Linked DNA regions of Homo sapiens: regions 2, 3 and 4 are each linked to region 1. A link is a contact called in ENCODE Hi-C or POLR2A ChIA-PET data. All regions are on one chromosome and are shown on one strand. Each heading gives the region's core, a stretch centred on a gene start or an enhancer-like site at or near the end of the contact. The rest is flanking DNA. Distances are from core to core; before and after follow the strand shown.

Region 1 (2,907 bases), core at 90-2,589:
ACTATTTCCAGGTTTTTGCTATGAGTAAGTACAATGTGGGTGTTGATGGAAATTGTACTATATTGTCAATCATTGTAACTCTGCTGGAATGCCTTTCTCCAGAATGTCCAGGCATCTTGATAGAGTCAGAGACTGTGCCATGGAAAAGTGGATACTTCTGGGGCAGGGGTGTCCAATCTTTTTGCTTCCCTGGGCCACATTGGAAGAAGAATAATTGTCTTGGGCCACACATAAAATAGCTGATGAGTTTTTTAAAATTGCAAAAAAATTTCATAATGTTTTAAGAAAGTTTATGAATTTGGGTTGGGCCACATTCAAAACTGTCCTGGGCCACATGTGGTCCACAGGCCATGGGTTGGACCAGCTTGATTTGGGCTATAGTTAGGATTTTGCCTTATTTGGGATACTATCCTGAGATCTGCTATTTTTAATATTTCTTGAGGAAATTTAAAATAAAATAGGAGGAGTATGCATTACAGAAACCCTGAGTTTGATACCAACTAAATATGAATAAGCTTTCTCACTTTCACAATATTATTAGGAGGCTGCCTGCGGTTTAAACTTCATCAAGGGCTGATGTGAATATTTTAACTTCAAAACATTAATAATCACTTGTAAAAATCTTTATATGTCTTTTTTTGCTTTTAAACTTTGAACAGAAAGGTTTTTTCTTTTGAAGAAAATGCTTTAAGAGGAAGTATGCATGTCTATTTCATATTGAAAGTAAAACCAATAAATTCATAACCACCACGAAACTAAAGGTTGACTTTAAGAAAAAGAAAAAGTGGGTGGGAGAAATTTAGTGTGTAGCCATGTATGTTTCTCATCTCTTTCCTTTAATTTGACAAGAATGGCAACTAACAAAGAGACCTGTTTGATGGAAGATAGCTTTTAGCCCAAATCTTTGAGATGCCACAAAGCTTTCACCAGCTATTAATGTTTACTTAAATGCCTTTTAGAATGACTTGCTCATCTGGAGTTGCAAAAGAGCAAAGTATTTGAAATATGGGACCTTCTTCTTAAAGTAAATATCCTGTTAAATTGCTAGCTGATAATGGAAGAAAAGTTCCAATTACATTTTTGTGAGAAATATCCATGGCACTTGTACAGCTGACACAAAGGATATTCAATTGATAGCATATCCCTTTCTCAACCTACACCTCTGCACATTTTTATCTTGCTTCTTTAATTGATCTTCCTTCGTGTCTTTTATTCTTTCACCCTCTAGTTTCCCCCATGTGTTTCCTCCTTTTATTTTTCTCCCTTCTTGGGCCAATGACATTATAACACCTAATCTCTATGGTGACTTACATAACTAAACTGTATAAGAAATAGTAGCTGTTTTTCCCTCCAATATATCTCAGTAAATTAAGGAAATGAGTAAGTAGTTATGAATCAAGTAGCACATTTAAGGAGGATGGGAGTTTATCATTTACCATGACTAGCTACTGCTTTTATCCAAATAAGCCTCTGTGAACCAAATTTTAGTCCCCTAACAAAGCAAAATATCAGTCTCAAAATCACTGGAGTTTTCTTTCTTTTAATCTCGAAAATAACCAATAGAGACATCCACTTTATCAACTCTAATATTATTGGGCATTTACTATTGGCTAAAAAATATTTTAAGTGTTTATTTATATAAATACTGTTAATCTTTTGAACAATCTTCTGAGGTAAGTACTATTATAATTCCTATTTTACAGATAAGGATAATAAAGAATAGAAGGTTAAGTGAACTGCCCAAGTCTATATAGCTGGTAAGTGGTGGAGAAGGATTTGAACCCAGATTGTCTGGCTCAAAAACCTCAGCTGTTGACTGCCACACTATATTGCCGCTTACTCCTGTGTTCTTAGCCAGAGACTGTACATAAAAATTAAAATTGAAAATAAACGCTTCAATTATAGCTTCCAAACTGTTCTGCAGACTTGTAGAAAGAGTCTAGTATTGTGTTGTTTGCAGACATGGATGAAGCTCTTTATATTAAGATTGGTGTTTCAATAAACATTTTGTCACTTCATATTTCCATATGAAGATGAAGTAGGATGATCCCTGCTGTGTTTAAAATAAATTCGGCTTCCTCTCTTTAAGTATTTGTATTAAAAAAAAAAAAAAAGGATGATTTGTGTCTGGCAGAGCTGTATACTAGCCAGGTGCTTTTTATGGTTGGGCTTCACATTAAGAAAACATTTGTCACGGAAACATCTGGAAAACAGATCAAGCAGACAGAATTTTACACAAGGGAATCTACTTAATCCAGTTACTCTTTTTTAAAATCGGCCACCCTGTTCATGCCAACTGTATGCATTTGAAAGCATATGAGCTATAAAATGTCTCACACTTAAGCAATCAGCTTTTCATTATTTGCAAATATTTTATCTGCTGGCTGGATTGTGCTCCAAAAATTCAAAGTCTTTCCTTTTTCTACCATCAGTTATGCCCTGAGATAAAGAACTGCTAAGAGTTCTATTTCTTTTTGCCTTGAGAGAAGTAGAAAAGGCAGGGAGAGCTTGATACATGATAAGAAATGGGCTCAAGAAAGAAAACTTCCATATGGAAGTACCTTGAGGTATAACTAAATAGTAACATACAAAGAATAAGAAAGTTAGGTCTGAAACAATAGTTCTTAATTGAGAGTTAGCATAAGAAATGGCTATAGAGGGACCATACCTCCCTCTGATTCATAAATGCGAGGGGGATCGAATAAATGTATATTTTAAAAAGCTCCTCAAGTGATTTTGTTGTAGATTCCTAGTGGACAAAGCATTTGTATAGATTGGTGTTTCAAAAAAAATGCCTAATTATGAGTGGCCTAGGCAGCTAGTTAAAAACACAGGTTGCCAGAACTTTATTCTGGAGAATCTGAATTAAATAAATTCAGAGATGGTGGTGAGGAGGGAAATATATTT
Region 2 (3,033 bases), core at 328-2,827, 650 kb after region 1:
ATAACCCAAAGAAGATACTCTTATTTTTTATCATTATATCTCTACATTTAATTAATTTAGAAAATAATATTCAGATAGATAAAAAAATACTTCTGAGGCAAAAATAAAGAAGGCTGTGAAGATTTAGCTATAGGCATTCAAGTTTCTATAACAATTGCAACACAAATAGTTTGTTTAGCCAAATAATGCCTCTCCATGTTTCAAAAGTCACCTGCAAAACAGCCCCAGGAAAGCAATCAAGGACTAAATAATCAGTGGCCATGGTGAGCACCACAAATGCAAAGGGAGTGGAAACACACACTCTCTTTTGATTCAGCTTAAATTTCAGCCTGAACTTAAGTAGCATCATTGCTGACACAACACATTAATAACAAAAGGAGAGCTTCCTGTTCTTCTTTTTACAAAGCTTTGTAACCTTGGTTTCTGGGTCTCCTTGTTTTGGAAAAAGAAAAACAAAATCACTTCCTGATGACTTTTCTGCTGAAGAGAAATCTGACTAAAAAATAATTAAGAAAATAAACACACTTTACATAAAGATATGTGATACTTTTTTATTGTTTTTACTTCATCTTAAAATCTGACCACACATTATTGTTTTTCTCTCTGTAAGTATGCACAAGAAAAAAAACTAAAACACACCGCTTTCTGGGTGCTGCTAATAGGTGTTCAGTATCACAAAGATCGAACAAACCACATAATTGTGACAATTACTATGGCAACTAACAAAATTTTCAAATCAAAATACCCACTCTCAACGCCGCCCACACAGAGCTTTTAGAGCTAGCATCCACTTCCACTTCAATGTACAGTGTGCAAATTTGGAAGGCCCTGCCATCTTGTAACCACAGTGAAGAAAACTGCCTACGTTAACTCTGCTACTTTATTTTCAGTTGACTGTTTCGTATGTCAGACAGCATCTCTTGCAGCACTCCATTCAAAAATGGAGACCAAAGAGTCGGCTGCCCAGTCTGTAGAAAACTGCACATAGAGCCTGAAGCAGACATGGTACTAAATTAGCAATACCATCCATATGTTTTCTCCTCTGGGCATTCAGAGTCACGAAAATAAGTTCTCCAAAAATAACTCTTCTATCACATAGTGTATCTTCTTTCCTCTCATGAATCAGATCGTCATTTTAGTCTGTCTGATTTAATTTTCTAAAACCAACTCCCTCATATCTGAGAGAGCCTTTCCTCAAATAAATGCCACACAGGAAAGCTGATATGTAATAAAATTGTAAATGGATCTGTTTAAATTTGGTTGGAATGTTCTGTTTTGTTTTGAGAGACAACAGAACTTTAGGAATCTTTCAGCTCACCGTCATGTGCTGATGAGGAAAGCCTCAGGATAGAGACCAAGGCCTCTTGGAAAAAGCTGAAAAGATAGGGAAAGCGTAAAGAACAATCCATGTCTTGCCAACACAGCCTCCTAATTGGGGAAAAAGAAGTCACTGGACAGAATCCTGCTCTGCTCAGCAAACATCACTGTGTCACTTTCTCTTCCTGCTTCTGCTTCGGCAGAAACAGGAACTCTTAAGGCAAGAAAGCCAGAGGAAGTGACCTGCATTTTCTTGGCGGGACAGACACACAAGCAAATTGAGGTTTCCTCTGCTAGGGCACATGAAGTTAGGTGAATCCACTGTTGAGTTGGAAATTGTCCTAACTGGCAGCAAAGACATCATTGTAATAATAACAATTAACAACCCGACACTCACTGGTGCTTACAATGTACCAGCCATTGTTAAAAGTGCTTTACAGAGACAAATTCATTTAATCCTTATGTTCAGTGTAGCCCTGTCATCCCATTTTACAGATAAGAAAACTAAGGCACAGAGTGTTAAGCAACCAGCGAGGTATAGAGTGGAGCCAGTATTTAAATTCAAACAGCCTGTTACAGACTATTAAACCTGAGAAGTTTTTAGGTGTCTGGAAAAGTGTACAATGTTTTATCTTGAAATTTGTTGGCTTTCAAAATCTGTACACACACACACACACACACACACACACCCCAAAAAATTGCAATGTGATGTTTGATGTGACCAGTGTTTAATGAGAAAATATTTCTATATTTGCAGAAAACGTAACTTGTGTATGCCTCAGACTAGGACATAAGAACTACCCACCCCCTACACCCCAACCAGCCTATGGCAGAACAACTGTGTGGCTAGAGCTGCATTTTAAAAAGTGAGTAAACCTAAAGTTGTTGAGAAAGGAACATGCAGTAAACAATGGCAAAATACAATCAACTCGATTATTTGTGATTTATAACTGGGAGCACAGGTCATTCAAACAGCTACTTGAGTCAATAATTCCAACTTTCTGCCCATGAAAACTTTTTGTATTCATTTTCTTTTACTGCTGGAACAGATTGCTACAAACTTTGTAGCATAAAATAACACAAATTGAGTATCCTATAGTTCACTAGGTCAGCAATCTAGCATGGGTCTCATCAAGAGGCTGTAGGCTGCATTTCTTCCTGAAGATTCTAGGGGAGAATTCATTTCCTGCTCATTTGGGTTATTTGCAGCTTACTTCTTTGTAGAGGTAGGCCTGAAGTCCCTGTCTTCTTGCTTCCTGTAAACTGAGGCTCATTCCCAGCTTCTAGAGGCTGCTACCACTTTGCTTGGCAAGTAGACTTCTTGCTCCATCTTCAAATCCAGCAATGTCAGGTTGATTCCCTCAAATCTCTCCACCTTCTTCTTCCGTCTCATCTCTCTGACCCAACTGAGAAATGCTCTTTCCTTTTAAGAGATCATGTGATTACATTGGTCCCACACCATTAATCCAAGATACTCTCCTGATCTTCAAGTATACTCCTTTAATCACTGTACATCTGCAAAGTTCCTTTGCCATGTAAGGTGACATGTTCACAGTCCTACACAGTTGCACATACTCATGTCTCCAGAGATTAGGACATGCATATCTTTGGGGTATCATTATTCTGACTCCACACTTGTGAATAAGAAGCCAATTCAAAGATTTTCTTTCTCTTTTTCTCTTTAGCAGCTTTATGGAGGTATAATTGATTTAAAGT
Region 3 (3,034 bases), core at 383-2,882, 630 kb after region 1:
CTTGGAGTAGGGTGAATGTCAGGGAATTGGGAAGCCAATCAATTTAAATATCTCTAAATTCAAAAATGATTCACTTCAGAAAAGTTCCATTCTCTAGTAGGTATTTTTCCCAAGTGGAATTTGTAGATTTAAAAATGATGTAAGCCTGGAGCTGCCAAGGATCAACACATAAGGAAAGATTGTGTGAGAATGAAACTAACTCAGAGGAAAGCTGAGCCCAAGAGACTGAGGGAGACAGGCCCTGGTGACATCATTTGAGGCCTCAGAATTCAACCATGCCTGGGCTTCTTAGTTCTATGAGCCACTAAGCTCTCTTTATGGCCTTTGCCTGTCAGAGCTGGATTTCTGTTACTTAAAAACAGACAGAACCCTGACTTATACAGAGACTGTGGTCAGAAATTTTGAGGAAATGCTTCAAACTTTATCTCTCTTGCAAATTCTTATTGTGCACTAACTTATTAAAAGATCTGGGAAAATCCACTGGAAGGAAACTTGTTTATCTTTGTTGACCACTGTTTTCAGTCTTGGTTGATGATGGAACCTCCTTTCACCCAACACCTATGAACATATTTGGGAGTGGGATACTCATCTAGGGCATGGTGGAAAAAGAATTGTCAAAAAATATGTGCTGATCACTCTTGTTTGACTCCAGCAGCATTCCAGAAGAAGAAAGCCATTAAGTGAAGTAGTCTCCTATTTATCAGATGAGCAAGTCTAAATGAGTAGGGAGCTGAGGTTCATCCTCCTTTGCATCCTATATCCCCACTGCACAAGGGCAGGATGGTGGACATCTACCATCTCTTTAAATGGCAAATTCTAAGGTGCTTACGATAACTTGCCGGTCCTTCCCTCTGCCATGTTCTAATATGTCAGTGGTTTTTCCTGACTTCATTTCTCTCTTAGTCTGTTGGTGCTGCCATAACAAAATGTCTGATATTGGGTAATCTATAAGGAACATAATTTTTTTTCATGGACCCACAGCCTGGAAAGTCTAAAATCAAGGCACTGACAGGTTCAGTGTCTGGTGAGGGCCTGGTCTCTGCTTCCAAAATGGCACTTTGAACCCTGTTCTCACGTGGCAGAGCCCTCATGACCTAATCACCTACTAATGGCCTCACCCCTTAAGATTGTTGCATTGGAGATTAACTTTCAAACTGAATTTTGGAGGTGACACAAATACTCAAACTATAGCATGCTGCCCCTCATCCCCCAAAATTCATGTTATTCTCACATAAAAAATAAATTCATTCTATCCTAATAGCCCCAAAAGTCTTAACTCATTCCAGCATAAACTTTAAGTCTAAGTCTAACATCTAATCTAAATATCACCTAAATCATATATAGGTGAGATTCAAGGTATGACTCATCCTGAGATAAATTGTTCTCAAGCTGTGAACCTATGAAATCAAACAAGTTCTATGATTCCAAAATATAATGGTAGGACAGGTACAAAACAGATATTATTTCCATCTCTGAAGGGAGAAGTAAGAAAGAAGAAACGGGTAATAGGTCCCAAGTAAGTCTAACACCCAACAGGCAAATAACATTAAATCTTGAGGCCTGAAAACAACCTTCTTTGACCACATCCTGTGAGGCTTGTGTCCCCAAGACTCTAGGGGACTCCACCCCCATGGCTCTTCCGAGTGCAGCCTATGCAATAGCTCGCATATGTTTGAGTCAAATGCCTTCAGCTCTGCCAGGCTGAAACAGCATTCTGGAGGCTCTACCGTTTTAAGATCTCAGAGATCTTCAACAATAAGATTCCCCACTCCCATGACTCTGCTGGTCATGTTCCTAGCAGGACATCCTGTGAGGATTTGTCCCCAAGACTCTAGGGAACTCCACCCCCATGGCTCTTCTGAGTACAGCCAGAGTATCCCACTCCCAAATACGTTCATAGGTGTTGGGTGACAGGAGACCTCATCATCAACCAAGATTGAAAACTGTGGTCAACAAAGATAAACAAGTTTCCTTACAGTGGATTTTCCCAAATCTTTTAATAAGTTAGTGCACAATAAGAATCTGCAAAAGACAGATTCTAGTTTGTGCTACAGATAAATAGTTTGAAGGATTTCCCCAAAATTTCTGACCACATAAACAAATGATATAAAATTTACATAGTAATCTGATTTTTAAAGGAAGGGATTCTTTAATAATTTCTTATTTATTTTCGTTCTGAGAGTAAAAATCAGCATACTCATCACTTATATAATATAAATTTGAGAAGAGCTCTTCATGAATTCCCCATTCAATTATTTTATCTTTAAATAAAAGGTGAATCGTGTTAAGCATTTTAATCAACTCTTTGGAAAGCCATCATAAATACATTTCTCCGTTTATGAGTAACATGGAAAATAAGCGCTGACACAAGATAATCCTAAAGATTACTGCTATTCAATAGCCTTGTGTACTTCACTCTTTGGGTGTTTAATAAATACTTGCTGCTTGATTAACTTTAAGGAATAGAAAGATTCTCTCACTAGTGTGAACAAAAGAAGTGATTGTCACACACCCTGTGTTCTGCTTTTATTCCCTTTCATTTTTTTTTCTTATGTCTGCTAGAATAAGAAATAAAAAAAATAGAGAAGTTCATGTTTGGAAAAATATGAGTACTTAACATGGATATGAATAAATTATTACCAAACTGCATGTAGCATGAGTATATAACATTGAGTCAAAATTAATGTAACAGAACTTAAAACTGGTCAAAAATTCACTGTATCTCCTAGAATTTGGAGAATCGGTCAAATTTTACTAATATTTTGAACATGTAACCATATTTGAGTAATATTGCTTTCATTAGAAATTTTCTCTTTAACCTAAAATGCATGCTAAGTTTTTTCTGAACCCTTAAGCATGCTTCTATTATCTACAAGATAATTTTTACCCCACTTAATTCAGTCAATGGGTATTTATTAAATACCCCCTATCTGCCAGGTACTGTGTCTGCAATGAAAAAAACACACATGTCCCAGCCCTTATAAAACTTGTATACTGGTAAACAGTCTCAGATTGTATAATATAAACCATTGGC
Region 4 (2,883 bases), core at 11-2,510, 970 kb after region 1:
TCTTCATGGGAATAATTACATATACTGGAGAGTAACTTCCCTTTCCTGTGCATGTTGCTTCCGCCAGCACTACCATATGTGGTTGATAGGCTGCCTTATTCATCCCCATGGTGTCACACACAGCATTGTCACTGATCAAGGAACTCATTTACAGTGAAACAGCTGTGGTATTACGCTCACATCGTAGAATTCATTGTTCTTACCTGGAAGCAGCTAGATTGATGGAATGATGAAATGTCCTATCGAAGGCTCATTTATGGAGCCTGCTGGGAGACAACATCTTGTGAAGTTGGGGTGCTGTCCTATAAGTGGTCAGATCAGTGGTTGATACATGGTGTTGAATACATGGCTCTGGGAACTCAGGATGAGTAATAACCCACTTCAATAATACTGTCTTCTTGTCCCTAAAACATTGCATCTAATGGGCGTGAGGTTCTTGTGCCCAAGGGGGAGATATATTTCTACTAGGAAACACTGAGAATGCCCCTTCAACATTTCAGGTTGTTCACAACACTGATCAAAGGCAGAGCATTGGCTGTTTGTATGGACTGGTATGATTAATTTTGATTATCAAGGAGAAATTGGGATTTTTGCTATCACATGGAAACAACACTGTATCTAGAGCCCATGGGATTCATTGCACTCCCATGTCCAGTAGTAATGGCCAATGAGAAACGGCAGCAACTCAACAAAGATGGAACCACCCGGATCCTGTGGCAAGGAAGGTTTGGCTCACCCCATCAAGTAAGACACCTTAACTGTCAAGATGCTAGGTGAGGGTAAAGAATTATGGAACGAGTGCTGGGAGGAGGAAGTCAGGATTATTAGATTAGAAATGCTTAGATGTGGAGCTGTAGTATGATAGTTATTTATTTTTTTACCTTTCTTTGCTGCCTTGCATCCTGGTGGTGACTAAAGTTACAGTTTAGGGTCCAGGAAGTAATATGACTGAAATACATCATCACTCAGTGATACAGTAGCTGATGAGACTATGTTTTCCCTGTGTTGAGGACCTGAGTTTCTTTGGCTAAGTAAAGTGTTAGAATGGAAGCTGAGTGACAATAGGGTGGCCTGGGATGGTTATTCTTAGATCTGTTCTCTGCCTTTTCCTGTCACGCTCTGCGGCCTGGGAGGCTGCCCTCTACTAGACCTGTTGTTTCATTTGCTTTTCCTTGCACTCTGGCAAGAAACTACTGGCAAGAGGCCAGAGGGCAGGAGGAGAGCCGGGCCAGGGATTTTTATGCCCTCCTCCTCTTTCCTCTCTGCCACACCGCAGATGAGACAGAGGCTCCAGCTCCCAGGCCCAGTGACCTCTCCTGCACAGTTTCAGCTCTTACCAGGCTGGTAACAGCATCCCCTCCCTTTGTCCCTGCAGACCTCCTGTGGTAAGAGCTAATCCCTGACTGTCTCCCCAGCTCTTGTTGGTTCCATTAACCCTGCCCACGCCTCTGTAAATAATCCCTGTATGAAATTCTCTTCAGCTAAACCCTTTGATGGTGCCATCTGTTTCCTACTAAGGCGTCAGTGGATACAGCAGGAAAAATAGCTGAGAAAGGAGAGAGGTATGGAGGTCAGCTATTGTGAAGTGGGGGAACATTTGAGGGCATATGGCTGGCACATACAGGCCAGAATAAGATGCATTTTCACAGGCTGAAATTGGCCAAGACAAAAAGAGTAATCTCTTCTAGTCAGAGCTCATAGTTGTTGTTTTTTTTTGGTATTGTCAGATAGAGAAAGCCTGCAAAGCTGATTGGGATGTGCCCAAGATTGAGAGGTTTTCTGGGTTGCAGGAATTTCAGTTCTAAAACTGGAACAGTCCTAGGCAAACTGGGATAGTTGGTCACCTTAATCTGTGATTATAATCAGGACTTCTGAGTCTTGCCCAGCTGCTCCTGCTGTAGGGACATTCTAGGCAAAAGGACACTGTTCTAGAACCACTTGGCTCCTCCTCTCCACCCTCAATCAATGGCAGACATCACTTATCTCTCAAGGCATACGTTCTCTACATGCAGTCTGAGATCTCTCTTAACACATGGTTCAGGAAGCTGGTATCAACTGTTCAGAGCTAGAATGCCAGACAAGAACCTTGCTAACACCCCTGAATTAGAGTGAATTAGAGCTTTGGCCCCAAACTCAAAAGCAGGGCTAGACCAAGAAGAGCCTCTAGAGCTCTTTTTTTGCCCTTGTTTCCTTGGGTATTGCTGAAGTAAGTAGCAGCGTGGGTGGCCTTTTTAGCTCCTTTGCACTTGGCCAATAATTAGATCCTACTCATCTCCATCTTTCCATCTACTGTAAGAGCTTCAAGGGCTGACATTGTGTTGTAAGAACAGCAGCTCACACCTTCAACATTAACAATCTGCCCGTTTATTATTCCAAGTGCTGTGTACTTTTTAACCATCTATATGTTAAAGATGAGGAGACAGTTAAATGATTTAAGTGACTTTTCCTAGGTCACACATGTAGCAGACCCAGGACTCAAATGCACTCATTCAGGTTCTTAGTACAGCACTTAGTGCCTCTCTCCTAGTTCCCTCGGATACCCTGCACCTGGCTCAGAGCTTGTCAGGTAGTGAGTGCCTGGTTATTAAATATGTGCTTAAAATTGTTAAATGAATACAAATCTTACCAGGAAATATGTCCCTTTTCATGTCTCCTTTTCCATGGACCCTGCTCTGGTTTTGTTAGGCCTTCTAAGCAAAGGCAACCTTTGACTCAGCTGACTAAACCAGCAGCATGAGAACAGAACAGAGCAGAGAGTGGTCCTTTGTCAATGGGCTCAAATCCAGGTTCTATCAGCCTCTTAATCTAGAAGGTGAGAATTTCAATGGTGCTTACCTCCGAAGAGTTGTGCCAAATGAGTCAAGAACTTGGCACACAGTACAT

Evidence for each region. Hi-C counts contacts between places; a loop is a spot of excess contacts on that map. ChIA-PET counts read pairs that join two places held with the same protein, here RNA polymerase II (POLR2A). Pooled maps may share reads with other maps.
Region 2: a loop to region 1 is called in a pooled map, with 4 times the contacts of the local background. The contact joins two enhancer-like sites. A Hi-C loop is called at or near these places in 1 of 37 single-sample maps with no recorded cell type and 1 of 50 pooled maps. POLR2A ChIA-PET finds 5 or more read pairs at or near these places in 1 of 52 experiments (AG04450).
Region 3: a loop to region 1 is called in a pooled map, with 4 times the contacts of the local background. The contact joins two enhancer-like sites. A Hi-C loop is called at or near these places in 1 of 37 single-sample maps with no recorded cell type and 2 of 50 pooled maps. POLR2A ChIA-PET finds 5 or more read pairs at or near these places in 1 of 52 experiments (AG04450).
Region 4: a loop to region 1 is called in a map of naive thymus-derived CD4-positive, alpha-beta T cell, with 4 times the contacts of the local background. The contact joins two enhancer-like sites. A Hi-C loop is called at or near these places in 1 of 168 maps with a recorded cell type or tissue (naive thymus-derived CD4-positive, alpha-beta T cell), 12 of 37 single-sample maps with no recorded cell type and 10 of 50 pooled maps.

The regions. Positions count from the first base shown.
Region 1 is chr12:90,513,828-90,516,734 of GRCh38, reverse strand. No RefSeq gene overlaps it. Among named protein-coding and RNA genes, the nearest start is that of LINC02822, 78 kb to the left of the region's middle. Within about 2 kb of position 1,339, at least 2 of the 41 ENCODE cell types and tissues checked have a DNase peak (open chromatin) inside an H3K27ac peak, as active enhancers do.
Region 2 is chr12:89,861,480-89,864,512 of GRCh38, reverse strand. No RefSeq gene overlaps it. Among named protein-coding and RNA genes, the nearest start is that of LINC02399, 85 kb to the left of the region's middle. Within about 2 kb of position 1,577, at least 17 of the 41 ENCODE cell types and tissues checked have a DNase peak (open chromatin) inside an H3K27ac peak, as active enhancers do.
Region 3 is chr12:89,879,474-89,882,507 of GRCh38, reverse strand. No RefSeq gene overlaps it. Among named protein-coding and RNA genes, the nearest start is that of LINC02399, 67 kb to the left of the region's middle. RefSeq lists enhancers at 1,620-1,689, 1,770-1,899. Within about 2 kb of position 1,632, at least 9 of the 41 ENCODE cell types and tissues checked have a DNase peak (open chromatin) inside an H3K27ac peak, as active enhancers do.
Region 4 is chr12:89,543,340-89,546,222 of GRCh38, reverse strand. No RefSeq gene overlaps it. Among named protein-coding and RNA genes, the nearest start is that of POC1B-GALNT4, 19 kb to the right of the region's middle. RefSeq lists a silencer at 1,039-1,108. Within about 2 kb of position 1,260, at least 7 of the 41 ENCODE cell types and tissues checked have a DNase peak (open chromatin) inside an H3K27ac peak, as active enhancers do.